7 separate regions of the Mus musculus genome follow, and all the other regions are linked to region 5. A link is a loop called in an ENCODE intact Hi-C map of the cell type or tissue named here. Cell type or tissue: left cerebral cortex. All regions are shown on one strand. Region 1 holds the start of Zfand3 (zinc finger, AN1-type domain 3). Region 2 overlaps Btbd9 (BTB (POZ) domain containing 9). Region 3 holds the start of Mdga1 (MAM domain containing glycosylphosphatidylinositol anchor 1). Region 4 overlaps Zfand3 (zinc finger, AN1-type domain 3). Region 5 overlaps Btbd9 (BTB (POZ) domain containing 9). Region 6 has its middle 29 kb from the start of Zfand3. Region 7 overlaps Zfand3 (zinc finger, AN1-type domain 3).

Region 1 (4,000 bases), 450 kb before region 5:
CGAATATGGGTTAACTTCTCTCCGATCTTAGTCCTTTTGAAGACAGTTGTGTAAGAAGAGATACATATAGAGAATTGCTGGATTGTCCGATAATGGGCACAGGAAGGACCCAACTCTCCTGTGGTAGAGGTGGAGGGCATTGAAACATGCCACTGAAACAGTAGGAACATGCTGGGCCAGAGGGAGGAAGGGCTGTTGAGGCAAAGAGGATGGGCAGTCAGGGGAAATGATGCGAGAACAAGCAAGGTGCATTTAGGAAAGAACGACAGGGGGCTGACTTGTAGGGGACATGATGGAGAATGGTGGGTAGAGTCTTGGAGGAAGATAGAAGGCTAAGGATCTTACTTCCTGGATACAGGGAGCTTGAACTTGCTGGGAAGCCTCTTTGTATGAACCATTCTTGTCTCTAGAGGGATTAGACATCTTGGGTATTCAAGAAATGCTTGCTGAATTAGTGGCAGGCAGACAGGTGAGTGGTTTGTTTGTTGGGCAACAAGTACACTCACACCCAGCTTTCCTTTGGGTTTTCTCTTCTACAGAAAAGACAATCATCAAGAAGCCAATACAGAGAGATGCGAGTGGGGCAGGGGACTTCATCTTCCTGTTAGATTTAAAGGCTGCCTCTTTTTATGTGGCAATTCCATGAGTTGGAGAGAAGATTTGAGGGTAGCATGAGAATGAGGAATGCTGTATATGTTTATTCATTCCTCCCCCCCCCCCCAGTCTTGGTATGTCTATGGAGTCCTGGCTATTTTGGAGCTCATGATGTAGAGCACGTTGTCCTCAAATTCACAAAAACCTGCCAGCCTCTGCCTCAGGATGGCTGTGACTAAAGGCACGTACCATTATGCCCACCCAGCTCCTATGCACTTTTGACAGTTGTTCTATTGAAGGCGCGTGAATGTTCACAAAATCAGAATTAAACACTGTGGCGTTAAAGTTTTGTGATCATTGTCTTCCCTCAGTTGTACTGTTGCAAGGATTCTAAACTCAGTGTAATTCCTGGTTTTTAGGTATTTAGAGGCCATGAGAATGGATGTCAGCGGAAACAAACTCAGAGAATGCCCAAACTGATATAAAGGAAAGGAAAAGTACTATTTGGTAATAAAGTTAGTCTAAGTAATATTCTCTGGGGCTGGGTTCCCTTGGAGTTGAGAGGGTACATGGTAGCCTTCCCGTAAGTTCTGGACTTTTAAGTTGGCTCCAAACCCCTTAAGGTCAGGTCACTTCTCCAAGAGTTCTGGTGGACGTTTCTTTTGTGTTCAAATTAGTGATCGCTAGTGGACTATTCTGGTCACCGCTGACTGGAGAACAGAAAGAATTTAGGACTGTGGTAAGGAATATTAAAGAATTCTTTCAACGGCTCAAGTTTGGCCACTTATTAATGTCCAGTAGGGATCAAGTTAAATCTTCTCCCCCAAACCAACCATATTTACCCCAGGGAGGTTTTCCAAATCAAGATAGTGGGAGTGGACCTGGGGTACTCCAACTGAGGACATCAGAGGGGTGAAACACTTGGGCAAGTTCCTTCTGCCCCACGACTTGCTATCTAGAGATGTTCCTGAAATTCATTTATGGCAGGACGGAGGCCACTTTTCCGGGGGAACTGTCTGAGTGGGTTGGGAGTAGGGGAAATGGGAAGCGAGATTCTCCGGCGGCTGGCAGTTTGGGGAGGAACGCTTCGCGGCACTCATCAGGGGCGCGAGAACAGTGGCCTTGAAGACCCAGACGGCCAGCGGTGAACGCAGGACACCTAGGCAACTTCCGGGTTTGGAAACGCTCCACCCAGCTCTGGACAGACTACCAGGTCTCCAGGCGCATGCGCCGCCGCTCTGGGACCGACCCAAGTCACCCCAAACAACTAATTGGGCCCCCGGCCCGCTTGGGGCGTACCATTTGTCTCAGCTGGGGGGTGGAGGCAAAGCTCCCCCACAGGACTCTGAAACCCGCTCTCCTTCCTCAGCCAGGAGCGCAGGCTAGCTCTCGTAAAAGTCCTGGGAAGATGGAGGGCTGAGAGGCGGCTCGCACGAGGAACTCGGGAGGAGCACGCACCGCCCAGCCTCCGAGGCTCTGAACAAAGTGGCACGCCCGGATCCCAGCTGATCCGTCGGGCTCCGGCGGCGGCGGTGGCTCCCCCGGGCGAGACCATCGCGCCGCCTCGGGAGGGGTGTCCGCCTCGGGGAGGGGGCGGAGCGGCCATTGTCCGGTCAGCGCAGTCTACGGGGCGGGGGAGGGGATTACGGAGCGAGCGGGGGCCCGGGGCGTCACAGCCGGCCGCTGCGACTCCACTGCCGGCGGGGGCTACGGGTTCCTCCCCACCCAGCCCCGGACCCGCCAGCGCCGCCGCACGGGACAGCGCCGTGGCTGGGGGGCGGCGGAGAGAGCCGCCAAGGCCGCCAGATCTCCCCGGCTCGCACGGCCCAGCCCCTCCTCCGCAGCTCCCCTCCCTCTCCTCGCCGCGCCCCCCCCCTCCGCAGGCCGAGTGGTGCGGCCCGCCTCCAGCTGACCCGCCTGGAATCCCGGCTCGGAGCTCCGGACTCGCGCCCGCCTGCGCGCCCGCTCCCTCCCCCTCCCCCCGCCCCGCGCCCCCCGCCGCTGCCGCCGCCGCCTCCGCTTCCTCCGAGGGGGGCTCAGGCCCAGCCGCCGTCGCCTCCGAGCTCCGCCGCCGCCGCCGCCGAGCACCATGGGAGACGCCGGGAGCGAGCGCAGCAAAGCGCCCAGCCTGCCGCCTCGCTGTCCCTGCGGCTTCTGGGGGTAAGTGTGGGGGCAGGGGCGCGGGCTCGGGCCTCGGGGTGGCGGTGGGGACCCGAGGGAGGCCAGAGCCCCGGGAAGCTGGGCCGCGGAAGCCGGGCCTCGGGGGAGCGGGCGGGGACCGCGGCCTCGGCCTGAGGAGGGCTGCGGGAAGGGGACGCTGGTGGGGGGGGGGGGAGGAGGAAGAAGAGGAGGAATAGGAATAAGAGGAGCAGGAGGACCAGGACCGCTCGGGCCGCGCTACCCTCTGTGGGACTCGCTGGCCCGAGGCCGGCTTGGGGTGAGGGGCCACGGGTGAGCCGGAGGGACGAGGTGGCGGCGCTGGCACTTCTGACGGGGCAGGGTTGCCCCTTTTCCTTTTCCCTTGGCCTGTGGAGGCCAGTCCGCCTCCCCCTCATCTTGGTATGAGTTGGTGCCCAGCCATCAGGAGGGTATTTCCTCTGACTTTTTCACCTCCCCTCCTCCCTGCTGCTCCCCGGGAGATTTGCATCATCACTTCCTAAATTATATCTCAGTCCCCATTTGCTTTTAGGAAGCTGTTCACACGTCATACGTTTGAACAGATCCAGGGTCCAGAATTTGGGCTTGGGGTGTAAAGTTAAAAGGCATTGTTGAGGGTCTTACTTTTTAATCTAAAACATGTTTCAGGGAGTCTGTAAAATTACTCTGTCCAAAAAAACCCCTCCTCCACCACCACCACCACCACTACCACCACCACCACCACTATCACCATCATCACCACCATCATCATAACCACCAGCAACAACAAACAACAACAAGGAATCCCCCAAACAGATAAACACCCCTACCCAACTAAACCGAACCGAAAACAGAAACTTCTCAACAGAACCTCCAGCCAGCCTAGCTTGTGGAATGTGAGAGTTGCCTTCCTTCCTTGGCTCTCAAATTCTCTTTCCCTATTAAAAATTTTCTTTTTAAATGTTCACTACACAGAGTATAGAATTCCATGCCTCATTAGGGTGAGTTGGGGGAAGTTACAAATAGATTAGATAGATAGATGGGACCCCCCCACTCCTACCAGCAGTTATAGTTGGTCCTTGGAACACTTTGGGTTTTCTAGATTGTCACCTAACAAGCAATGGTCACAGCTCATGACTAGTTCTGTGTAAGGTTACTGGAGAGTTACAGCAGCTTTTGAGAGTCAGGCTTTTTATCCTTTTTAAAGATTGTGTTGGGATGTATATGAACGAAATTGGCTGTTTCTAGTGAAGATACCCTGGGAAGTAGC
Region 2 (4,000 bases), 53 kb after region 5:
AGGCCACCTGAGGAAGTCCAGTGTGTTCCACCAGGAAATACAGTGTACAGACTGGCAAGGCCTCTCCCCTCCTAGGTGTGTCTCACTATAGGAGATCGCTGTGATCCGGGTAGTTGAGTATATGTTAATTTAAAATGCACATATTTTGCATTTGATTTCTACGGAGTTGAAATGTTGAGAGATTTAAAAAAAAAATAAAGTGTCTTCCATTGTTAAAAAAAAAAAAAAAAGAAAAGAAAAGAGGTAAGTCATGAGAATTGAGGTTTGATGACTGATCTAGGGGGTGCCATCTGCACCTCTGCTTGAACCTAACTGCTTGGGAAGCAACTGCTAACAGAATAAAGTATAGCTCCTGCCCTTCCATGATGAGGATCGGCAACTGGTATTTGTGGTAATTACGGGTTATTAGTGCCGTTAGCATCATCTTCATGCAATGAGCTTATTAAGACACACTCTAAAACTACAAAACAAACTGCAAGGGAAAGGAAAAGCCCAATCTATTCTCTCATGTTCTGATCTGCTGCTGCACACACAAAAGGAGCTCAAAACGCTATTATCCTTTAAACCAACAAAATAAAACAAAAAGGCCTAGATTCAATTGAATAACTCATGCATAAATGGCCATTTCTCAAAGGTCTTATTTAAAATAAACCACAGTGCTTTGGGTTTTTTTTTTTTTTTTTTTTTTTTTTTTTGGTTTGGTTTTGCTCTGGGCTTTTTTTTTTTTTTAACCCTAATAAGATTCTAAGTGAAAATAATAAATAATTTCTCAACTTAAAAAAGGCAACTCAAGAGGAGGTCTTAAGAAGAGAGATTTCATAATATATGTTGTTTGTTTCTAAATAGAACTGGAGCAAAACAAATAGGAAGTAAGAAAACAGAGCCCACACTATGCTAACAAAGCCTAAAATGATCTTAAGAGGAAGCAAGGGGTAGAAAAACCGAAAGCTCTATTAACATACTGACACAAAGCATACCTTGAACAAGGATTGCTAAGCAGCTCTTTGGAGCATTTTTCAAAAGAAAACTTCCCCCAATTGCTCATCACCATTAACACTGGGTGGCTGTGACCAACTAGAGCAGAGCAGTCTTTAACAGTGAGCCTCCTGCAGTATTCCTATAAAGGGCCCTTCCCACACGGGGAGTTAAGAGACCTAGCTCAGTGGTGGAATGCGCCCCGAAAGGGGGCAGCAAGGGCTTCTTCTAGATCGTGTGTCCTGCAGCTCCAGAGCAGAGCTGTTCTTTTGCTTTGCCAGGATTCATCTAGTCATTCACTTTATTCTGGAGGTTGAGCCCAAAGGCTTGTGCATGCTGAGGTGTTCCCACAATGCTGCACGTGCAGCCGAGAGCTGCTTCTGCATCTCCCGCCCAGTAATGGCAGCGTATGACACAGAGTTAGACCCTTTGCTTAAGAGCTCAGCTTTCCAATGCTCAAGTTCTGCATCTATACAACAATCTAGCCTCCCATGAGGCTGCTGTGAGGATCACACATGGGAATAAAGCATGCCTGGCCCACAAGAAGTACTTAGTATACATTCAGCTGCTCCCTTTCCTGCCTCCCCAGCCCTCTGACTTTCTCCCTCTATCCTCAGTCCCCCTTTCTTCTGGTTTTCTGACTCCTCATAAATATTCAGTGACTCTATCTGTTACTCTTTTACTTATTTCAAAGTTCCAGAAGAATGCCTGAAAACCTGATTTGTAAGAAGCCAGAATAACTACTACAGAAGCCCACGTGCCCTCTACTCTGCAGCCCATGACTCCTGAGTTAGCTGGCACACAGTGGGCACCCACAGACTGGGCATAATTAATGCTTCCCATCAGTAAGAGACTTAAACAGTACAAATAGTTTCACGTGCTATTTCACAAACCACAGACTTCAGAATAGTTTATATTTAAATACAGTTATATTTTTAAAATCATTTTAAATTCTCTTCTGCGCTAAGTAAAATTGTTATAATTTAGTGACACCATGTGGCTATGTTTTGCTTTACATTCTTAGAAAATAAATGTTCCCCTCCAGTAGGCTGTTCAGTGCTAGTTCAATTATGACATCAAAGTTACAAGTAGAGGAACAATTCAAACTGTGTTTGCTAAAATGGCTACTTCTTCAAAGTGGGACCCTTCCCACTCTTCCATGTCTAAATAGGGCATTTCGCAAAGGTTTGAGCTTTCTGGTCCTGTGAGAAGAGTAAGACTCAGCGTGACTGACTAGGGATCTAAAGCCTCGGGGTGAACTGCCCAATTATGCCAGTGTTTGCCTTTCAAAGCAAACAAATGTTCTGTCTGCCCAGTTAGTGGATGAGATGGGGCAGAGGGAGTGGAGGCTGACCAGACACACACATCCATGCACTGCTAGTGTGGCGAGGAGAGAACGCCCCATAAATAGAAACACTTCTCTCCTCATTTGCTGTACCTGTCCCCTAGATCTACAGCCCTGTGAAGGTACTATAATCTAATGAGAATGGGTGGGGGGATGTCACAGCCAATGACAGCAGGGAGGAGGGGAGACGGAATAGATGGAGGCAATAAAAGAGATTCAAGTGCTTTACCCCAACAAATGCTACAGTTTTAGTACACATCTAATGAGGCTCCCACAGAAGACTAGCTAATATGAACAACATTCTCCATATACCAAAGAAGGCCTACATGCTCAGAGCAGAGACGAGATCATAGCATCTCCTGTCTCTCCGCTTACAACACTACCACCCTGGCAACCTTACTCAAAAATACATGCCTGCTCTCAGTGACCCGTACTTATAAATTTGTGTATATGCTACTCTCAACTGATGAGTGCAGAAACCCTGACATCTATCAGTGTTACAAGCTCGGGACTGAGTACAGTGTAGAGCACAAAGCAGGTGCTAATTTGCTGAATGAGTAAGCAGTGAACGAACGAACGAACGATCGAACGAACGAACGAAGACAATTTTCTTTCCTGGGCTAGTGAAGCATGCCTAAATCCCTGTTCTGAGTAAAAACAGAGCCCCTCTAGTGAGGTATTTATCATCACCGAAGGCCTCTAATGTAACCCCTGAGACTAGAAGACAGACTGGCAAATGTTCTGCAACACCCCTTCCTTTTTCTGCGACATACTTGACACATAATAATTTCTTGCTCTAAGAAAATGGGAATAAGGAGGGAAAGGAAACAGTAGTTATTCAAACAAGCAACGGGCATCAAAGGGAAGCATTGGTAGAGAATCAAGTGCCTGCTACAAGAAGCAAGACCTGTCTCATCAGGGGTGCGATCACTAATTCAACTGTCCCAACCTAGCCCACCACAGTCTGCCTAAATTCAACATTTGATTTCAAAGAGTTTCTAAAGGATTAGAAACATATGTAGCATTCTGTAGCATTGGGATTCTTTAGCATTAGCCCACTTTCCTGAGCAGGATATAAAAGTAAAAAGTATTTCAAAACACTGACAGGGGTGACTGATATTTAAAAATTAAAATTTTATTTTCATAAAGCATCAATATAACACTTAACTGCAGTATCAATTCACATAACACACACAAACACACACGGGGGGGAGAGAGAGAGAGAGAAAGAGAGAGAGAGAAGTCGTTATCAATGCAAAGTTCTTACAAGTGACACAGTGAGGTTTGGTCTGAGGATAAAGATGCACACAGATAAACTGCAAGTCGCTTTTCTTCAGCTCCAGCTGAGGGTTAAGGTAGGAGGAGCTGGTGTTAGTAAAACTTTGGTGCACATAGAACAGCACCACACACACACCACTCCTGGCAAGGGTTCAGAAAGGTCAGTCACTTCCTTCCACTCATCATCACTGAAGTGATAACTGTGGTGTGAGGCTGGCGCTTCCTTACTGCCAGGAGACGCAACCACCACCATGCCAGGCGGACGCTGCCAGGGTTACCCCGCACAGGCAGAGGCATGGCAGACCTAGTGTTATGTTATGTGTTTTCTCAGAACCAAAAATATACAAAACCTGCTGTAAACATTCAAAAATGAGCAAGCCATTAGTTATTAGTTATTAAGAT
Region 3 (4,000 bases), 570 kb before region 5:
CGCACCTCAGGAGGGTGTGTGAGCAAGTTACAGTAGCCACTTGAAGGTGGCAGTGACTGAGCTGCTGATATCTTTAGTGATTCCGGAGAACAGGAACTCTGAGGCCTCTGGTGTCTTCCCCTGCCTTGTTTTATAGCCCCCCACCCCCAATACATAAAGCTCAGCCTCTTGCAGCATCCCTCCCGCCTGCCTTTTCTGGCCTATGCCAGGGGCCAGGCAGTAAGAGACACACAAACTAATTAAGAAGCAGAGTTTGGCTGGATGCCTGGGCTGGCCTCACCAGGGAATTAAGCCCAAGCTGTTAGAGCCCAGGAGCGTATACTTTCCAGATACCCCCTCCCCGGGACGCTCCTTCCTTCTGCCTGGCACAGTGAGAGACCCAAGACCTGAAGCTAGTAGCCAGGGGATATGGCTTCTGTCACCCACACTGTCTGGGTCCAACACCCTCCACTCTCAAAGAGAATAATTAGATTCTTAGCCCCAGAGAAAGCAGGAGAATCCTGCCCACCCCAGCCACACATCATTAGAAAGTAACTACAAAGCCCACCCTGCGGTGAGCAGAACGCAAAGTCAGGGCCATGGGCTCTGGGGACTGACTGACTTTCTGTGCTGTGCACGTCGGGAGGATGACCCTGGGTAGTATTGAACCAAGGAGTCTTCGGTGAGGAAACCCGCGGCATGGAGTGGAGAAAAGGTGATCAGAATACTCCATGGCGCGACTGAGCTTGTCTTGGGCATCCAAGAGCAGAGCTGCGTGGCGGGAGGCAGGGTTTAGACACGTAGCCGGATGGGTGCGAGCCGTGTGTGCGTTTCCTGAGGACTGTGGCTGAATGTGTCTGTGTGTGCGAGCAGGCAGAAGGAAGCTGGGGCTGGGGTTCTGTGGTTGGGAACCAGCGACAGGAAGAGCTGGCTCAGGAGAGGTCTGAAAAGGGATGCCGAGAACAGTCGGCGCCTGGGCTAAGGGATGCCCAACAGCTCAGACCGCCAAGAAGCTAGAAGAGGCGATCGAGCCGCGGCCACTGCCCGGAAGGCGAGCCAGCCTCAGGGCCGCGGTGCTGGAGAGCTTCTCGCCCGCCAGCCGCGCACAACTCCGGATCGCTCATCGCCCGCTTCCACTCGGGAGGCTGAGCCGAGGGAGGAAAAGGATTCCGTGGGAACAGCTGCCCCAGCCCAGAGCTTGGGCTCTTCCCGGGTCTCCTGAGCTCACTGTATTATTCTCCCAAGACTTCCGGATCTCTCTAACCCCTGGAAAGATTTCGGAAAGCCGAGACCTTACCCCGGCATCCCCAGCCTCACACCAATAGCCTAGGACCGCTTCTTGGGCTCGGGAGCAGCCTGCTCGGTCTCCCGGCGCCCAGGCGAGGGCGGAGACGCGGCCATCAGTGCATCCACCAAGCCCCGGCAGCGCGCACTTTGAGCAAGATCTTGTAAAGTTTCCGGGCGGCTCCGCCAGGGTAGAGCGGGACGCTGGCTCTTACCATAGACTCCTTGTCCCCGACAGTGGAAGGGGATAAGCGCCAGAAGTAGAAGACAGGTCACCTCCATCTTCACGGCCAGTGCTTCATCCCCGCGAGGCGGCGCAGCCTGAGAGGCGGCGGGGGGCGCATCCGCCGGGGCACCGCTTTGCCCTCTGCGTTCCCTCCTTTTCCCTGAGTCGCGACGGAGAGGGCGGCGACCGAGACTAGGAGTCTGAGCAAGCCGCGACTCGGCTCTGTCCTCTTCCCACAGGGCGGCTGCCCGGGTGGAGACGCAGGGGGCGCTGCCCCAGACCTTGAAGCCTCTGCGCACCGGGCGCAGCAGCCAGCTCCCTGGCCCAGAAAGCTCGGCCACCGAGCAGTCCTAGGTCCCCAGGGCTGTCCACCGAGGGTGCTGAACGCGGGGGGACCTCTCTGCTGCGGCGGCCGCGCTCCGATCCAACAGGCCACCGATGCCTGACAAACTTGTCTTTTCCCCGCCCAGGGGACGCCCCTCCGCGGAGCCAGGCCAGGAGGCCCGGACTCTGCTTTGGTTAATCCGCTGGCTCCAGTCCTGCAGTAGGTGTGGAGGGCTCCGCAGCCCGACCCAAGGGAGCCGGGCTGGGCGCCCTTCCCGGAGGCGAGGGCGCCGGGTCCCGGTCCTCTGGAGCGCTGGAGCAGCGAGGACTAGGTTCGGCAGCGGGGCGAGCGCTCCGGGTCCCCGAGTCCGCGAAGTTAGCCGAGCCGCCGCCGAGGAATCCGGGGGAGGCGATCGCGTCCCGGCGCCCCCGCGGGAATCCAGAGAACGGTTCCAAAGCAAGAGGGACCGCAGCCAGCAAGGGAAAGAGGAAAGTTTGAGTCCTTTGAAAATAATTCGCGCTCTTGCGGAGGCCCGGGCTCAGGAGCTGCTGGCCGCCTCCTCTCTCCCCGCTCCTCTCCCGCCGTCTGGCCGCCGCCGTGGCATTCCCGGGCTCCGCGATCTCGGGAGAGCGGGGCTGCGCCGCGCCCCAAGTTGGGCGTCCCCGCCCCCCTCCCGGCGGCCTGGGCCCGAGAGGGCCCCAGCGGGCGGGGCCGGGCGGGCTCCGGGGCACCGCGGCCACTCCGGCTCCGGGGCCGCGGGAGCGCTCCGCTCGCTCCCTAACTTGGGCTTCGCTGTGCTGCTTTCTGGTCCCTCCGAGCTTTTCATTCCGCGCTTCCTCCACCTCCCCATCACCACCACCCCGCCTCCCGCTCTCCCTCCTCCCTTCTTCCCTCCTCCCATCTCCGCGATCGGTCTCTCGCTCTCCCACCCTTTGTCGCTCGCTCGCTCTCCTGTTTGATTCCCCTCCAGTTAAAAAAAGGGGAGCCAATTAAAGGCAGCCCAGCTCGCCCGGCCCAGCCTCTGTCCAATTTCCTTGCTTCCCCCAGGACCAATTAGAGAAAACAAAACAGGGCTGGGGGAAGCAGTCTCTCTCTCTCTCTCTCTCTCTCTCTCTCTCTCTCTCTCTCTCTCTCTCTCTCTCTTTCCCCGCCCCCCCCATCTCTCTCTCCCTATCTCCGCCTCCCCCACCAGCCCCCTGGCAGAAAAATGTCAGAAAGCAGCAATGGATCCATCTATCCCGAGGACAGTAGCGGGAACGTGGGTTCGGCGCGGGCTCTGCAGCCGCGCACTCGCACACGCTCTCCGCCCTCCCTTGCACAGCCCAGGCTGGCAAAGCCCTGGCCGGGTGCAAACGCTCGCCGCACGCTCGCCGGGCAAGCACCGGCGGCTGGTTGCTGGGACGCAAGCCTGCAGGGCACTGGACACTTAATGAATGTTTTGCACTTTGGAGAAGGTGATACTGGAGCCTAGGATCGGAGGGAAAGGCCAAGGCGTCTGCTTCTCCTAGACCAGAGCTGGCGCGAGAGGCGGTTGCCTGCTGTCGCTCTGCAGGGATGTTGGCTCGGCTTGGGAATCCCGCCACCTCCACCACCACTACCCGCCCCTGGCAGAGCCCCAGCCCCTTTCCAAGCTGCCTCGGCCTCTCCCCGGGTCGGGCGCCGGGGACGCTGCCAGAGGCACTGAGGAGGAGGACGCGCTTGCAGCTTGCAGTGTCCTAGCTGAGGCCCACAGGTTGCCAACAGGTTTGCCAGCAAGACCCCAGTGCCAGAGCTCCACAGGGACACCCAGGGTCCCCTTCAGCCCGCTTCTCTCAAATCCTGCCTACCCGTGAGACCTCAGGCGTGGCCAAGTGCCCTAGGGGTGCTCGCGCTTCCTGCAGCCAAGCCGGGAAGCCTGTCTCCCCCCACTTCGAGACTCCGTCACCTTAACCCGGCCCTCCCCGAAGCTGTGACCAAGATGTAGTTCCTTCCAGACGCCCTTGGGGAGGGGCGTGGGCTGGGCAGAGAGGCGCACGACCTCCCTGGCGCCTCCGATAGCGTCCTCCCTCCAACCCGGTCCTGCTAATCTTACCTGCTCCACCTGTCGCCGTTATTTATCTCGGCGTGAGCGCAGGGATTGTACTAGAGCGGCCCGTGGGAGCGCGGACAGCACAGCCGCAGCAGCTAACAAGCTCGGAGGTTAGATC
Region 4 (4,000 bases), 250 kb before region 5:
GACGAGCAGTAAACACTGTTCACCCCTTGAGCCTGTCGCTGCTTTTGCTGGACGATGGCCCAACCCTGGAACATAATTCCTTGTTAGCTGAGATTTCAGTGCCATCTTTTCTCCTAGATGAGTATCAGTGAAGTTTGTGTCTAATTCTGGAAAGTACCGTTACTTAAGCAGGCCAAAGTCTGGATGAGGTCACACAACACAGGTCCTGGAGACAGATTCCAACAAGGCAGCCACTTCAGCTTCTCGTCTTGTTTGCCAGCAGGAGACAGAACACCACCCTGCGATAACAGCAGTGGAAACTGGTTTCTCTGAGCATCTTTTGGGGATGGGGCACAAGACAGGATTTCTCTCGCATAGCTTTGGAACTAGTTCTGTTGACCAGTGTAGCCTCAAACTCAGAGATCCACTTGCCGATGCCTCTCCAGTGCTGGGATTAAAGGTGTGCACCACCTCCCAGCCTCAGCCTGTCTGTTTGCTATGGTCTTGGGTTGTTGGCTCTCACGGTGCTGGGTGTTGTTGGCACTGCAGCTCTTCAGTCTGTGAGACTCAGAGCCAGGCTGCGGGGGAGCCAAGTCCCTGGGACAGGACCAGGAGGGCCTTGAGAGGGCTGGGCTGGGTTAGCTGAGAAGCTGCACCCCTTGCTGACTGACTTAGCACACCTCAGCTCTGCTGAGATGGACTTCACACAGCAGAGTTCAGAGACAGAAACAAAAAAGGTGATTGTGTTAGTGGGTCACTGGAGCACTCAGAAGACCCAGGCGCTGGCTCCCAACAGCCCCCTCCACACCTGTGAGTGAGGCATTCTTCTCATCCTCTCCTCCCAGTCTTGGTTTCCTTGGAGCTTGGGTTCTCAGACTCCCCTACTGTCTGACAGGCTGGATCTGGGCTGTGTGGGGGTGGCAGACAAGTCATATGGACTGACCCCCGACTTCTGACAGCTGCCCTTGGAGTTTTGCAAGGCCCAACAAGCCTCTTCCTCCTGGGTGCTCCCTCCACTCAGGCCAGCGTCCTCTTGGTCTGGGTCAGTCCTGGCCCTCGAGAGGGGGAGCTGAGTTAACACAGGACGGCTTGTGAGTCCTTGTCATTAATACATGGGGCGACATGCTTCTCTGTACTTGCCCTGCCAAGCTACAGATTAATCCAGGAAGAGAGGGAGGCTCTATCTAGATTTACAAGTTAAGGGGCCAGATTTATGTTAATGCTCTTGCTTCGATTAAATCGTTCTTCCCTAGAGCCGAGCTGTTGTACCAGGGTTAATTTTCTGTTGAATTTTGAGTAACTGACCAACATACTAGTGTGGTGATGGGAAGCGGGCAGGAGTGGAGGCTGTGTTGAAGTGACTTCTCCACTGTCCATCCACCCAGGTCATCTGTGACCCCACAGCCTCACATGCTGTCCTTATGTGGCTCTGTGGGAATCTGTGAGCAGATGCTTGGATTGATCACAGCAGTAGAAAAATAAATCTGTTGGCTCACACACATGTCCATTTCAGTCAGTGATTGGGGGGGGGGGGCTTTGTTAGCATTGTGTCCCTTTATGCTAGAAGTCATTCTCTTGTTTTTAGTGAGTTGTCTGTTAGATAAAGTTATTTATTGTCTGTCTTCATTGAATCCTATAAGAATGGAATGAGAATCTCTGCCTCCGTGCTGTTCTCTTTGGGGGAGGTGTGCAGCACATGGGCACACAGAGCACTCAGACACTTCAGATAGAAGTATCACCAAGGCGCAGAGAACTCACAGCAGGCTGCCTGGGAGGAGGTGTCCTGGACCAAGACGACAGTGTGGGCCTGTGTGGACAGCCAGTGCCGTGGGGTCCTGTGGTGTGGGCCTGTATGAACATCCAGTGTCATGGGGTCCCGTGGTATGAGCCTGTGTGGACAGCCAGTGCCTGGGGTCCCGTGGTGTGGCAGGAGAGTGGGGACCGCAGCGCCAAGCCAGGGGCTTGTTGGCCTTAGTAAGTTTATTATTTCTAGCACTGAAGGGTTTTTTAAGCACTGGAGTGACATCATCTGATTCACATTGTAAAAATCCCCCTGTGGTAGAGAAGCAGAAATGCTGGTGTGGAGGCCCTCAAGAATCCTCAGAGGCTGGTGGCCGTGGTGGCTTGGTCTCCAGGAAGTGTAACAGAAAGTGAGATGAGAGACTTTTGGTGATTGCTATTTATACAATTTGAAGTTTATTATATTCATATATTCCATTATTGTATTCAAAGAGGAATGAACACATATGAAATAAGTGCATCCTAAATGGTAACCCATATGTCCCATATGTCCCAAAGTCCTTCTGGATGCTGTGCGAGAGGGGCCTCTGGCCTTCAGCCCCCTGTGCCTGTTCCTTCAGCACAGTGCCCTGGTTCCTGCGGTGCAGCCTTCGCATGCAGTGGAGAACAGGGCAAGCTTGGGCCTGATTTAAGGGTTGTCTGCAGAAACCACTGTGAGAAGCAGAGGAGGAGAGGACTCCAGGATCTTACGTGAATCACAGCTGGGTGGGTAGTTGCCAGTTATGAGGCAGGAAAGATTGGGTCAGTCTCTGGAGGCTCAGGAGGACTGAGGTTCTGCTCTGAGCACGGGACTGCAGAGTCTGTGGGATCTGCAGTTTGAGATTGGAGCTCTTCTGCAACGTGGCTCAGCATTGGGTGCCTGTGGGACTTGATGCAGGGTCCTTGCTTTTCAAGTAGCAGCCAGTGAGGAGGAAAGCAGAAAGGTGACATCACCAAGCATGGGCAAGCACAGATGCCAGAAGTCGGGCTGGTGGCAGCTGCTGAGAGGAGAGTGAGGACCAACCATCCTCTCACACTCATGGTTGTCCCTTAGGTTGAGAGAACACAGTGGCTGTGACCTCTCCTCATTACTTTGAACGAAACTGGTTCTACCTGCAGCAGCAGGAGTGCATGGGAAACTATAGAAGCGTGGTTTTTTGGCTTCAGGAAGTGGAATAGCCAATGCAAAGCTGTGCAAGTAGCTTTAGAGCTGGAATAAGCAGCTGAAGACATCTAAGCTGCCATGGGAGTCGAGGGGCTCCTCTCGATGCAGCAAAGGCTGTGTGAGAGGCAGCCATTGGGGACTGCCCTGGAGGGCAGTGCAGTCAGCAGGATCCAGAGATCGCGCTAGGTTGGAAGCATCTACCTTTGACTTCTGTGAGGAGGCTTTGTCCACCTAGGAAGACAGTGCATGACAGAGGATTCTGGGAACTGCCTCCCCATGGCATAGCTCTGGGAAACGTGCGCTCACTATTGGAAGAGGATCCTGGGACTTAGAGACGGCCTGTGAGGAGCGGGGAAGGTACTTGTCTCAAGCACTGCAGACTGAGGTCGTGGAGAAGCAGAGGAGAAGGCCACCAGCAGGGTGGGGCTGCTTGTTTTGAAATGCATGCTCACCCAGCTGGTATGTGACAAGTTCACTGTCACTGCTGGGTGCTCTCAAACCTGAGGTGAATCTGCTGGGGAGGCCCTTGTTCTCTGCTTCTCGTTGGCCCACGTAACATTTGTGTGTTCAGGGTTTGATTGGGGAAACAGCAGGTGTGTGCTTTTACGTTAGGACCTCCGCGTGCTGGGTGACTTCTAAGGAGCTGTGGGCTTTTCCAAAGGGCAACTCCTCCTTTTCCTCGCTCGGAAGAGAGACCGAGGCGGCCTGCTTGGTGATCCACTGTGGCCCTGGCAGGTGACCTGACCACCCGGCCGATGCTTTTCTTCTGCAGCGGAGCACAGGCTGGGCTCGTGGAGCTGGACTCCGGTTCTGGTTCTTGGATAATGGCTTTCCTCTACCATGTGAAGCCAGGGCTGGAGGAGAATGTAAAGCAGGTCTTCCATTCCCGCACACTGCAGCCGCCGTCTGTCCGTGCATCTGTCCGTCCACGTGCTGGGGCTGATGAAATGAAGGCACTGAGATCTAATGCATTCAGCTTCAGATTCTGCCTTGGGCATTGAGTCAGTGGGTGGGGTATAAGCTGAGGGTTTCTGCTGATGCAGTGTAAGTGGCTAATGCTTTCCCAGAGCGAGGTGC
Region 5 (4,000 bases):
GTTCTTCAGCTGTCGCTATAACAATCAAACCAACACTCCCTCATGCCGCCATGACAGTCAACATATCTCATTCATCTCTTCTCTGTCCGGTTCCATTTTCAATCCTGTTTATTGTCTTTCATGTTGAGAGACTACTTTCCAAACTATGGGGAGGGTAAGACTATCATGAAAGAAGCTTTTTGGTCAGGGTTAAATTCCCACTAAAGTAAAATTCCTTCACTGCTTGCTTTGTCATGGATAACATGGGAAAAGAATAACCAGATCTCATTTAGAGGAAAACCCACACACAGAACAGCCTAAGGCAATGTGTAAGGCAGAGAGAAACAAAGGCCAGACTTCCCACCAGAGACCCCACCAGGCCTCCAGTATCTGTTGCCATTCAGCCGGTGGGCGGGCACCTTTTACAGGAGGAAGATGGTGGGAGGGCTGACAGTTACAGGAGCAGGAGACTGGAGCTGTACCCTCCATTTCCAGCAGTAAAAGGGGGCTGACACGTCCACCTACTAAGACAGTGTGTGCAAGGATCAAATGCAGAGAAGAGCTCCAGGAGCAGAGGAGGGAGGTAACATAATCTAAACCCTGCATCACTCACTCTCCAGCAGCCTCCTTCAGAAGCTCCTCAGCTTCTACCCGAGAGCCAGCACACTGTGGTTCAATTAGCGGTGACACCGGACAATGATACTTTGTGGGAGAGCTTGTGTGTGCACAGGTACACAAACACACAGCACACAAACAACGTAATACTTATAGTATGGTAAGGAAAATTACAATGTACACAAACATGAATTCATTAAAAACCTGTTAACCCTCAGTGTGCTGAAAGACTGCATTTTCCGTACAAAATCACCTTTCAAGCTTTCCATTTAAAATTTCATTCCCAAAATATTGCCATGCACATAAAAATTACAATGATATAAAAGTATGATAAACAGTTGATGAACCTTGTTTATAGGATTTTGGAAAACCTAAACAATTTAAATGTAGAATTTTATCTAAAAATAAGGAGATATTTATGTACTTTAGCGCTTAAAATTTCTTCGAATTATGAACAAAATCTCCAGAGTTTAGGAAAGTAAGATAGCTTGTTTCGAGCTAACAATTATTTTGAGAGAGCAAAAGTTTCTTTCTCCAGCACCTGCAGAAACAGTGTTTACTGAGAAAGAATGACTTGTGTCTACAGACAGAGGGCTGTAATGGGCAGTTTTGGTGGAACACATCACAGCAGTGCAAGCCAGCTGCCACAAACCTGTCGTCTGGTTTTGACTTGGACTCATCTGATTTCTGAGAGCAGTCAGAGCTTGGAGAACAGCGGGGCATTTGCTTTGCTGACTACTGAGAGTCAATGGTGGCATGGGCTGGGCTCACAGGGTCCTCCGGCAGGATGCCTGAGAAAAGAGAGTTCTCATTCGTCTTGCAGGTGCCAGGATAAGGGCTGTCACATGGGACATTCCTTCTCTCTGTTTAAATACTGAGAGTAATTTTCATTTAAGAAGAACAGTACTATGAACCTCCTTCATTGAAAGAATGAGTTTTAGCAGAAAAGGACCTCCAGTTAACCTAGTGTAGCCGTAGTTACACTGAATGCAAATTTAAAATAAAAACAGAGTGTGGAATGGGGGGGAGGGGGCAGGGCTGAGGACAGCATTGACTTGTGCCAGCCTGGGCTTGACGGAAGCCTCTCTGTAGTCTGATCATGCAATGAAACTGATTTAGTGGTTTTTGTTATAATTAGTCACATTAATTAATGCTAAAAAACAATGTTAACAGTATATTATTTTCATCTAGTTAAATAAAGGATTATACACATTTGTGTAAATTACACAGCATTAAACATTTAAATAACTTGAAATGAAGCCATTACTGTCATTCAAACAAGTTTCCACAGCTAAAGGCTGAATGTTAAGTATGAACGGATTCAGTATTACAAGAATATGAATCCTTTATCTTTGAAGAAAAATGAGAGTTGATGACTTCTCCCTTGAAAAAAGTGGTTTGCAGTGGCATAGCGCCCTCCAGTGGCCAAGTGTTCAAAATGCAAGTCTCAGAGGCCACTGTTCCATTCTTTTCACACTGAACAAAGGGAGTAACATGAGCGCCTTTATTTATTTATTTATTTATTCATTTATTTATTTAATTTTTTTTTTTTAAAGATTTATTTATTTATTATATGGAAGTACATTGTAGCTGTCTTCAGACACTCCAGAAGAGGGCGTCAGATCTCGTTACGGATGGTTGTGAGCCACCATGTGGTTGCTGGGATTTGAACTCTGGACCTTCGGAAGAGCAGTCGGGTGCTCTTACCCACTGAGCCATCTCACCAGCCCTATTTATTTATTTTTAACACGAGTGCTTATCTCGTCACATTTATCATGTCATACTATCTTCCCACTGTTACTTTTCCCTCACAAAATTTAAACCTCTTTATTCAAATCTCATTTGTTCCTTCTAAGACAAGCTCTGAGGGACAGGAGACAGACAGAGCCTCACACGGGTTCAGGGCTTCAGGAGAAGCGAGTGGATCCCTCCAGTCCCAGGCCAGTGGCTGGCCTTCTGCAGTAGAAACTGACAACTGACTCCTAAACGTTCAAATTTAAACAAGATCATAAAAATCACGGGACACTCTTCTGTTACACAACCTGTGAGCATTGTAACAGCAAGTTAGGGTCATAAAGTATCCGGTACTCTCTTTCTGTGTGTCAACAGTTTTCTAGAGCCAAATAGTTTTCCTGAGGTGGCAGGAAGCAGCTCCCTCAAGCTAATACAAAATGCTTCTGATCCCGCCCCCCAAACATTGATCTTTCATAGTCAAAGGATCATACTTTCATTCACAATAAGAACCAAAATGAGTAAGGTTGTTATAACATTCCCAGTTTTCTACTCATAAAAAGCCATAAGGCATGAAAACACTGCCCCAGATCATAAATCAAACAGTTACTGAGTAGAATGAACTAGGCTGTTTTCAAGAGAATAATACAAATTAATGATTTTCCTCTTTTGTTTATGCAAAAAATATAAAGCTTTGAACATGTTGGAAAATAGTCAGTCTTGTCATAGGAACCAAGGATGCAGTGCTACAATGACAGCAACAGTTCAGGTCCAAACTCAGACCGCTCTGTGGCGAGCAGAAAGTCTTCATCTATGTACAAGGAACAATGGGTTCCCATCTCATGCCAACACTGAGGGTTCAATTTCACAATATAAGAGCTACATCTGGCCCTACCACCTCAAACATGCACAGAACATCTTCAAAGATGTCAGTTCTCTTCTCTGGCCCCTCTGACGACTGAAAATTGCAAAAGACCCATCGCACAGGGAGGGGCACTTGAGGTGGAGTTAGTGGACTGGGAAGCACTCAGCGGAACCAGTGAACCTCCTTACAGCGGCTTTCTATACAAGTCCAGCCCTTTACTGCCCCACACTGAAGAGCCGGGAGGTTGCGGTCTGTTTACTTCACTCACCGTACACAGAAGGGCCGCTGGCATGGGAGTGAGTCTGAGTGAGGCTGGCAGACAGGGCCTCGCTGACCTTGCAGGGACATCTGGAAAGTAAGGACACTGAAGAGGAGGAACGGTAGCGCAGCCCCACGGGATGCTCACAGGGAACAGGATGTGCTCAGGAATAAAAATGCCTCACTTAAGCCATCTCAATTACTTCACCTGCTTCTTCCTAGTTACGGGTTTAAAGCGGGATGACAGAAGACAGTAGGGGAGTCAAGCTTCCCAACCTTTGAGCAGGGGGAGCTGGGCATGAGTGTAACCTCAAAGGACACAGCACACGGAGGACACTGGAAAGGAGCCTCACACCCTGTATGACAATGATAAAGCAAATGAGCACCATGAGGTGAAAGTGACCTACACCGGACTCTGTCAAGCTTGTGGCAGGCAAGCAACCTCACAATGACCTCAACTGTAGGATGAAAAATGGCCTTCACGACTGTCATTACTTTGATTCTTTCCTTTTAATTAATATCTTAAATAATAGTAAAGGTACTATAAGACTT
Region 6 (4,000 bases), 480 kb before region 5:
TTTGGGTTTTGTCTTTTTTTTTTTTTTTTTTTTTTAAATACTGCTAGGCTATTTCGAGGGTTAGAACTGATTATCCTGACAGAATTGGGATCAGCTATGAGTTGGGCCCCTGGGCACACCTGTAGGGAATTATCTTGGTTTTATGAATCGATATAGAAAGAGCTATCTTCATTTCGAGAGGGACCCTTCCCTGGGTAGGGAGTCTTGGACTGTGACATTAGGGATTCGGAAGAGCTGAGCACACATGCATCCGGCACTTGCTTCTAGCTGCTGATGCTTTGTGGTCAAGATGCTTCAGGCTCTTGATGTCCAGACTTGCCCACCATGATGGGCTGTGACCAGGAAGGGTGAGCTCCCTATCACTGGAACAGGAGAAGAAATGAAGAAGCTGGCATTTTAGATGTGAAACCGTTTATCCTGCAGATTGAAGACTCGGCCTTGGGAAGGCTGGTGGCTCTGAGTCCAAACTGTGGTTCCTCTGCCTGCCCGTTCTTTGGGCTTCAGCAGTTGAAGCTCTCTGAGGCTACATTTCCTTACCTCGGAATCTGGGAAGAGTACAGCTTACCTCGGGGGCACTGTCAGAATAGCCTAACAGACATAAATCACACAGCATAGCATGCCACACCTGCAACCGTGTTGGTTTTTCCTTGTTTGTTTTCTGCCCAAGGTCGCACAGCTAGCAAGCAGAGACACTCTGGAAACAGCTTTTGAAAGGAGGGGTTCAGGGGGAAAATACAAACCACATTACTCAGTGCCAGATTAGGGTCTGTGACAATGACTTTGCGTCTCTATACCCGTGCCACATCCTCGTACTTAACATACAGCTGGACAACAATCAATGTGTGTTCAATGAGTGAGTACAAGAAGGAACAGACACGCAGAAGGGCTCCCACCCAAAACTGCCTTTAGGAACCTTGTTTCAGAAGACTCAGTGGATCAGAGACTCTAGTGGTTAAAGGGGCTTGCTGCCAACCCTCATGACCGGAGTTCAATACTCAGGGTCCACATGGTGGAAGGAGAGAACCAATTCTCAGGGTCCACATGGTGGAAGGAGAGAACCAATTCTCATATGTTCTCTAACCTACACACACATACACACATACACACACACACACACACACACACACAAATGCAAAACAACTGGACAAACAAGCAAGACCCCAAACTTATTTCAGGCTGACATCCAGGTATAATTCCCTGGGATGGAGAAGCTTGCCAATAACCCCCCAGTGGGTGTTATTTTCTGGGATGGAAAAGGTGTTATCTGCCTCATATCTGATGAAACAGGTCACAGATTGGCATCAGGGAGCAGGGAGAAGGTAACTGGCCACCTTGAGTACAAGCTGGTCCTAGTGACTTGTGCCTAAAGGAGATCTGGGGTGGATGTGGAATAACAGACAGGAGCTGTTGCCAGAATGTACACCTCAGGCCCCTGCCACCTCCCTTCCTCTGTTGCCAGGAAAGCCCAAGTTTGTGGGGACTGCCTTGAAACCAGGCCAGGAAACAGTCTGGAGTTTCTTCCTGCCTCCTGGAGACGGGGTTTCTTCTGCAGCTCTCTCCTGTCTGGGGGTGACTCATCAGTTGTGGTGTCCTCCATAGCAGAAGAGGGTTCCAGAGAAGAGGGGCCGCCCGGGGCATATCCATCTGCTGAACAGCCAGTGCTGGCAGTAAGGCCTCTGGGCTGTTTCAATTGTGACCACAGGGGGGCGAGAGGGAGCCAGGCCCAGCGGCCCGGCCATCTGGATGTTCCTAAGCTGGGAAGAGCCCTGGACTAAGCCTGCGGAGGCGGTGCTGATGCTTCTTGGGCCTCCCAGGAGCTCTGGGCCTCCACTAAATCTGAAATAAACTCTGCCTAAAATCAGGACTAGAATCTCTCATTTACAGAGAGATTCCTAAATCAGGGGAGCGTACTTGCTCGATCTATCTACTATTGATCTCCTGAAAGCCTTAAGTCAGCTTCTTCCCTTATCATCAGGTCAGTCAGGGACTGAAGACTGTAGCTACGGTGATTAAGGCTTTGCCTAGCATGCACGAAGCCCAGGGTTCCAGCCCAAGCACTAGCTAAGCTGGGTGCGGTTAGTACACATGCTTGGATATGCTCACAACCTGCATTTTATATGTACATATATTTGAGGCAGGGGTATCTTTTTTATTTATTTATTTATTTATTTGATTACTCGGACTTTGTTTTGCTTTCTTGTTTGTTTGTTTGTTTAGATGGATTCAAATAGCCCAGGCTGGCCTCCATGGGCTTTGTGCCTGGGGGTGGCTTTGAACTTCTCATCCTCCTACTTTGACTTCCTCAGTGCTGGGGTTACAGGTGTGTGCCACCATACCTGATTTAAGGGATGCTGAAATGTGCTAGGCAGGCTTGCTAACCTTGCTTGTGTCTGTCCCTCACCTGGATCATAGCCCACGGTCATATCAGAGCTGTCCCCATGTGAGGTCAGAGGTCGACACAGGCTCTCCACAGCCTTTGGTGCTTCGCCTTGACTTGTCAATAATCTCCATCACACCTCAAAGTAGATGATACTGAGCCTCAGAGATATCGATCGAAGAATCCAAAGCCACACAGCTAGAAGAGTGTGGTGTGTGCTCCAGAGAACATAGCCCCTCCATTTCCCACACCCAGTAAGACCCCCGCTCCCACCTCCCATCACAGCCATCTGCTTGCAGCAAGCAACTTGACCTCTGTCCCCCACCCCTCCTTCAGACTGGGGGACTTCCCAGGGAGAACAGAGTCTTGCCTAATTGCAAAGGCTTAAGCGTACAAGCCTTTGCTTGAAAGTGATTGAGGCTTAACTCCAGGAACCAAGTCCAGCACGATTTACTCTGAGTATCTGTTAATCCCTCTGCCTGGCCTAGAGAGTGCTACCTGGAGTGATACCCAAGGCTATGTGTGAACATGTCCGTCCCCCCACCCCCAGCTCCTCTCCTCCTTGACCTCTGCACTCCCACCCCCAAGCCCAGTCCCTTTCTGGGACTGCAATATGTGTTCACCAAGACTGTCTCGAGGGCTGGTGAGATGGCTCAGTGGGTTAGAGCACCCGACTGCTCTTCCGAAGGTCCAGAGTTCAAATCCCAGCAACCACATGGTGGCTCACAACCATCCGTAACGAGATCTGACTCCCTCTTCTGGAGTGTCTGAAGACAGCTACAATGTACTTACATATAATAAATAAATAAATCTTTAAAAAAAAAAAAAAAAAAATCCAAAATTTAAAAAAAAAAAAAAAAAAAAGACTGTCTCGAAAGAAGGAACACCAGTCCAGATGTCACGGCTGACACCTTGGGATTTGACGGCCTCTCAAACTCTCTCAGGAGTCTCCATCACTTAGGGCCTGGCTCAGACTGTGTTGCGCTTGACCTCAGGGTTCCCTTTATCTGCAGCTCCAACGGTGTTCTAACTTACCTGATAGATCCTTGTCCTTCTGATTTGGGGTTCTCAGAAGGGAGTTTTGCTGATGCTCTGGGCTCTGGTGCCCACTCTGCAGAGACACCTCAAGCGGCTCCCTGGTATTCTCTATGGCGAAGGCTGCTCCTGTTGCCTGTCTTCTTTTTACTTTTATTTATTTTTGAGACAGAATGACTATGTAGCCCAGGCTGAGCTCCAACTTGTGTCAATCCTCCTGACTCAGCATTCCAATCCTGGCTTGGGTTGCAAGTATGGGTTACTGTATCTCATCTGTGGCAGCTCTTCTGCAACAACCGAATCTATGATTCTCTGATGCTCATCTCTGCACATGGCCATGTAGAATGTGTGTGTGTTGTATACATATGTGTACATGTCTACCTATGTTTTCCAGTACATGCATGTCTGGAGACCAGAGCTCTACCTCTGGTATCGCTATTGGTTTCCACACCTTTTGTGGGGATACGTTCTTGTTGGTTTATTTTGAGACAGTGCTGCTCTGTGTAGTTCTGGCTGCCTTGAAACTCACTCTGTAGACCAGGTTGGCCTTGAACTCACAAAGCTCTGCCTTTCTTTGCTTCTCAAATG
Region 7 (4,000 bases), 340 kb before region 5:
ATGAGGAAGTAGACCCAGAGAACTTAAAGGAACTTTGTTAGTTCACTTAGCTCCTAAATCTTAATGAAATGCAGAGTGGTTTGTTTGAATGTAAAGACTAAGTAGCTTGCATTTCTTTCCCTCAGCCTGTTTCTACTGGCAAGCACAGAGTGCACACTTTTCATTGACTTGGACTGAGCAACTTTAGGACCGCTTGGTGCTTTGGTCCTATTGGACAAAGCATGTTTTGATAATAGGAGATGAGCGTTCTGGTGTAGCTCTGCCCCTGACTGTCTGGTGTCTCTTGCCCTTGGTTGCCCTGCAGATAGGTGTGTCTCCTTCCACAGAGTATGATTTGCAGGACATGTTATCTGTACCACCAAACACTCAGCATGAGTCTGTAAAGCAAGGAGGCTTTACAGATGAGACAGTCAGATGCTGAGCAGAGGTTGGGGGATTCTTCATTGTTTTTATTCAGAAAACTTGACTGGCGAGGGACCTGTGCTTGTGTGTGAGGCGTATTTTAAGGCAGACATCCCTCTCTTTGTTGGGAATAGTGGATCTGATTGACGCATCAGTCACTGTTGTCAGTTACAGTTTAGTACTTTAAAAAGTCATGAAAACAGAGGTACACGAAGTGACACATATGTTAATGAGCTTGATTTAGCCATAGCATAGTACCTATTTTAGAATAACATTGTGTATGATAAAATACGTAACTTTCTCAATTTAAAATATTCAGAAAAAAATTGAAAAGTTTTACAGTGTATACTAGGCAACAAGGAAGCACTTTGGCAAGAAAAAAAAATAACCAAAGAGTAAGATCTGTTTCATATACTTATAGGAAAAATGTCATTGCTTGTGAAAAATAAGAATTAGGTCAGGACAAAATATAGCTTCAGTGTTTTAAGTAAGTGGTAGCTGCACTTGCTCTCTGCCCAGGCTTTGGTCTCTAGTATGTGTTCTCACTAGTAAGCGTCTCCATCAATACAGCAAAAGAAAAACTTTTTAGAGTTTTCATGATATTCACCAGTTGAAGACATCGTTATAATAATATGCCTTTTCCAAAAATTCATTGCTCAACCTGGTAGTTCTGCTAAAGCGAATGTGTACCCAAAAGAATTGAACCCTAAGTAGGATACGTGACTAAGTATGTGTGTGTCACTTTTAGCTCGGGGCTTCTGGGCCTTATTTCTGAATTGCGTGGTATCTTCAGCAATAGGGACTTAACTTTCACCCCTGGCTGAGGGTAACCTAGGGCAATCAATAGCAGGGGGCCGTGTGCTAGACAGCTCTGGCCAACAACTCAAAAGAGGGCTTCTCATGGTTGGTCCTGGGAATTTTGGTAGGTGGTCTTGAACTTTTGGAGGGAGTGCTGTCAGCCTAGATGAGAAAAGTTCAATAAAATTATAAATATGTATTTGTACAATGAGTTATGGCACATTTTGTTTTCTATGGCAGTATTCATAGCGGATCAAACTCTGCTCACGTTTAGACTGTGCTGTGAGTGGACTGTCTTTGTTTTCTGTTCTCTCTAGAAGCCTTCAGAGAAGGTTTAGTTAATCACAGGGCACAATTTTTGTGACATTTTACTTGTGGTACCTAGCACAATAATTAAAATATATTGCTTGGCTATTGAAACAATATTTTTTTTATTACAGAGTTAAAACTGTCGTCTGGAAAGAAACTCTATTATTTAAAAATGAATATTATTTGGTAAATAACTTAAAATTTAAAAGAATAGCTTCAAATGGAAGGATATTGATACATTGCTTTGTGGATCAGTTTTCTGACCTTTTGTCCTCTTGGATCTGAAAGACCATTAATACAAAGTTGAACTTGTGGGAAAATGACAAGAATTTCCTCTTAAGTTCTTGTTTTTGGGCAGGCTTGCATTTACCTGTGTAGTTTTGTATGTTGTTACTTTTGATGGAACACAAATGTTGCAATTACTCTACAGTGTTTTTATTCAGTAGAGAAGTGTTACCTTTTCTCTGTGCAAGCTAGAGATGTTTGAGGGTAAGAATAACCCAGCGCGTAGGGGAGGGAGGTATCCAGTGTGACTGACCTAAGAGATTTTTGCTAAATTGCTTTCCTGAAGGTTGGATCTTACTGTGAAATGTGCACCCAGCCCTTTTGTAGCCCTTTGTATTTTTGTATTTCTTCCTGGGCCCAGAGGAACATCAAGGGAGTTTTTGTGAAGCCAGCAGAGGGCGCATATCTGATGCTCTTGTACTTGAAAACAGGACTGAGTGAATTTTTTTGAAGCAACTTGAAAACAGGACTGAGTGTATTTTTAAGGGTTCTTCATCAAAGCTCCTCCCTTCCCTCAACATTCTTTTTTTTTTTTTAAATTGTGATTTAAAAAAACCATTGTGAAATAAAATCAGATGAAAAAATGTTTTAAAGGATTTGTTGTCAAATCTGACAGTTGGTTTTCTCCCTAAGTTGGAGAACATCAATTTAGAGACAAGCATCTTACTGGGTAGCCCTGGCTAGCCTGGAATTTGTTATGTAAACCAGTCTTGACTTCAAACTCATAGATATCCACCTGCCTCTGCCTCCCTAGTGCTAAGATTAAAAATGTGCACTACCACTCCAGGTCTGTGATCTAGACATTTTTAAAGAAAGAGTGAAATTGAACAAAAATTGTGGCTTATTCAAGTGGTATTTATTTTATATTTATGACATTTAATTAAAGAAGGGTAACTGCTTTTAACCATTTTAAATTAAATTATAGTAATGACTGTGCTTTAGTTCATGTTATGAATTTGAAGTTCAAACGGTATAGGGAACAAAGTTACAATTCTGAATCTTATTCTCTTTTTAAATTTTTTTTCCCCTTTATGTGTTGTGTGTTGGCTCAGGTGTCATTTTAGGAGCTTTGACCTACTTCCCCTGAGACAAGATCTCTCTCTGGCCTGGGCCTCACTGTCTCTGTCTCCCAGTGCTGGGGTTACAGGGTGTGGCCTCCCAGCTGCCGTTCCCTGTGGATTTCTGGTTCTAGGATTGGACTCAGCATCCTGTGCTTGTGATGCCCATGGATCTTGTGCTGTTAAAGGGAACCAAGTGCAGTGGTGGGGCTTGTTACACTGTTCAAGCAGATCTGCCCTTAACCCCCACTGAGTCTTTCTTAACCTGTCTTCTCCAGAGCGGGGGAAGAGTTTCTGGCATAGAGAAATTTAACCCTCTTTTAACCTTATAAAAGCGTTAAAAAACCCCATTAATGCTTATTTCAACCCAGAAGTGCTTGCTTTCTGGGTGTCTTAGGGTTTTCGTTGTTGTGAAGAGATACCATGACCATAGCAATCCTTATAAAAGGGCAACATTAAATCAAGCTAGCTCACAGTTTCAGAAGTTTAGGCCATTGTCATCTGGTGGGATGCATGTCTGCATGCAGCAGACTCGGTGCTGGAGGAGCTGAGAGGTCGTCTACATGTTGACCCGAAGGCAGCCAGGAGGAGGCTCTGGATCACACTGGCCAGACTTGAGCGTAGATATTTGAGACCCCAAAACCCCGCCTCCACAGTGACACACTTTCTCTAACAAGGCTGCACTTCTCCACTAAGACCACACTTCTAATAGTGCCACTTCCCATGGGCCAAGCATATTCAGACCACAAACTGGGGGTGTTTCTATTTGACCAGCTGCTGCTGGCTACTTTGTGTTGCTAATGCTGGCTGTGTAATTGCTTTCTCAGTTAGTACACAGTGTACCTCTTTTTCAGCCTAAATCAAGCAAGGCCTTGTCTTCAGAACCTTGACTGAAAAGACGAGAGTGATGGCTGGGGGCAGGGCCGAGGAAGTGCCCCACATGCACCATGGGCAAACCTTATGTACTCATGTACTGAGGGTAAAGACTCGGCATGGGGAGATGGAAGGGGAGCTGCTTGGCGTGGGTTGACCCTGCTCCACTCATTCAGGGGTTTGTAACAGATTTTACAGGTCAAGACGAGTAGCAGATCACCGGTTAGAATTGATCTAGGTTTGAGAGGATTTTTTAGAGTGGAAACTGATGACAG

Evidence for each region. A loop is a pair of places that touch in the nucleus more often than their neighbours do. Peaks named below come from ENCODE experiments on the same cell type or tissue, not always from the same donor. Only the 100,000 strongest peaks of a DNase experiment are listed, where the experiment ranks them.
Region 1: a loop joins it to region 5, with 2.5 times the contacts of the local background. A loop is called at or near these places in 2 of 42 quality-filtered maps.
Region 2: it touches region 5 in a loop (2.8-fold over the local background); 4 of 42 quality-filtered maps call a loop at or near these places.
Region 3: a loop joins it to region 5, with 9 times the contacts of the local background. A loop is called at or near these places in 15 of 42 quality-filtered maps.
Region 4: it touches region 5 in a loop (3-fold over the local background); 4 of 42 quality-filtered maps call a loop at or near these places.
Region 6: a loop joins it to region 5, with 9 times the contacts of the local background. A loop is called at or near these places in 19 of 42 quality-filtered maps.
Region 7: it touches region 5 in a loop (3-fold over the local background); 22 of 42 quality-filtered maps call a loop at or near these places.

What each region holds. Positions count from the first base shown.
Region 1 is chr17:30,002,555-30,006,554 of GRCm38, forward strand. It overlaps Zfand3 (zinc finger, AN1-type domain 3), which reads left to right and starts at 2,485. Exons shown (of 6, transcript NM_001356265.1): 1 at 2,485-2,754. The coding sequence starts at 2,684. In left cerebral cortex, no CTCF peak of the experiment used is centred here; DNase peaks (open chromatin) are centred at 1,854, 2,078, 2,449 and 3,174; H3K4me3 peaks cover 2,862 bases; H3K27ac peaks cover 2,287 bases.
Region 2 is chr17:30,506,040-30,510,039 of GRCm38, forward strand. The region is part of intron 6 of Btbd9 (BTB (POZ) domain containing 9); the gene reads right to left. Among named protein-coding and RNA genes, the nearest start is that of Btbd9, 68 kb to the right of the region's middle. In left cerebral cortex, a CTCF peak has its summit at 1,968 (motif pointing left); DNase peaks (open chromatin) are centred at 1,396, 1,755 and 1,969; H3K27ac peaks cover 885 bases.
Region 3 is chr17:29,885,969-29,889,968 of GRCm38, forward strand. Mdga1 (MAM domain containing glycosylphosphatidylinositol anchor 1) reads right to left here and starts at 2,610. Exons shown (of 17, transcript NM_001368423.1): 1 at 1,479-2,610. The coding sequence starts at 1,545. It overlaps Gm41559 (a long non-coding RNA gene), which reads left to right and starts at 3,933. Exons shown (of 3, transcript XR_003952341.1): 1 at 3,933-4,000. In left cerebral cortex, a CTCF peak has its summit at 1,761; DNase peaks (open chromatin) are centred at 327, 890, 1,112, 1,406 and 5 more places; H3K4me3 peaks cover 4,000 bases; H3K27ac peaks cover 2,164 bases.
Region 4 is chr17:30,199,940-30,203,939 of GRCm38, forward strand. The region is part of intron 5 of Zfand3 (zinc finger, AN1-type domain 3); the gene reads left to right. Among named protein-coding and RNA genes, the nearest start is that of Zfand3, 200 kb to the left of the region's middle. In left cerebral cortex, a CTCF peak has its summit at 2,044; DNase peaks (open chromatin) are centred at 469, 1,768 and 3,894; H3K27ac peaks cover 2,713 bases.
Region 5 is chr17:30,453,033-30,457,032 of GRCm38, forward strand. All of the region lies in intron 6 of Btbd9 (BTB (POZ) domain containing 9), which reads right to left. Among named protein-coding and RNA genes, the nearest start is that of Btbd9, 120 kb to the right of the region's middle. In left cerebral cortex, a CTCF peak has its summit at 2,020 (motif pointing left); DNase peaks (open chromatin) are centred at 482, 2,009 and 3,660.
Region 6 is chr17:29,974,243-29,978,242 of GRCm38, forward strand. No RefSeq gene overlaps it. Among named protein-coding and RNA genes, the nearest start is that of Zfand3, 29 kb to the right of the region's middle. In left cerebral cortex, a CTCF peak has its summit at 1,702 (motif pointing right); DNase peaks (open chromatin) are centred at 1,716 and 2,679; H3K27ac peaks cover 235 bases.
Region 7 is chr17:30,112,772-30,116,771 of GRCm38, forward strand. All of the region lies in intron 2 of Zfand3 (zinc finger, AN1-type domain 3), which reads left to right. Among named protein-coding and RNA genes, the nearest start is that of Zfand3, 110 kb to the left of the region's middle. In left cerebral cortex, CTCF peaks have their summits at 2,173 (motif pointing right) and 3,570; DNase peaks (open chromatin) are centred at 2,169 and 3,625; H3K27ac peaks cover 1,349 bases.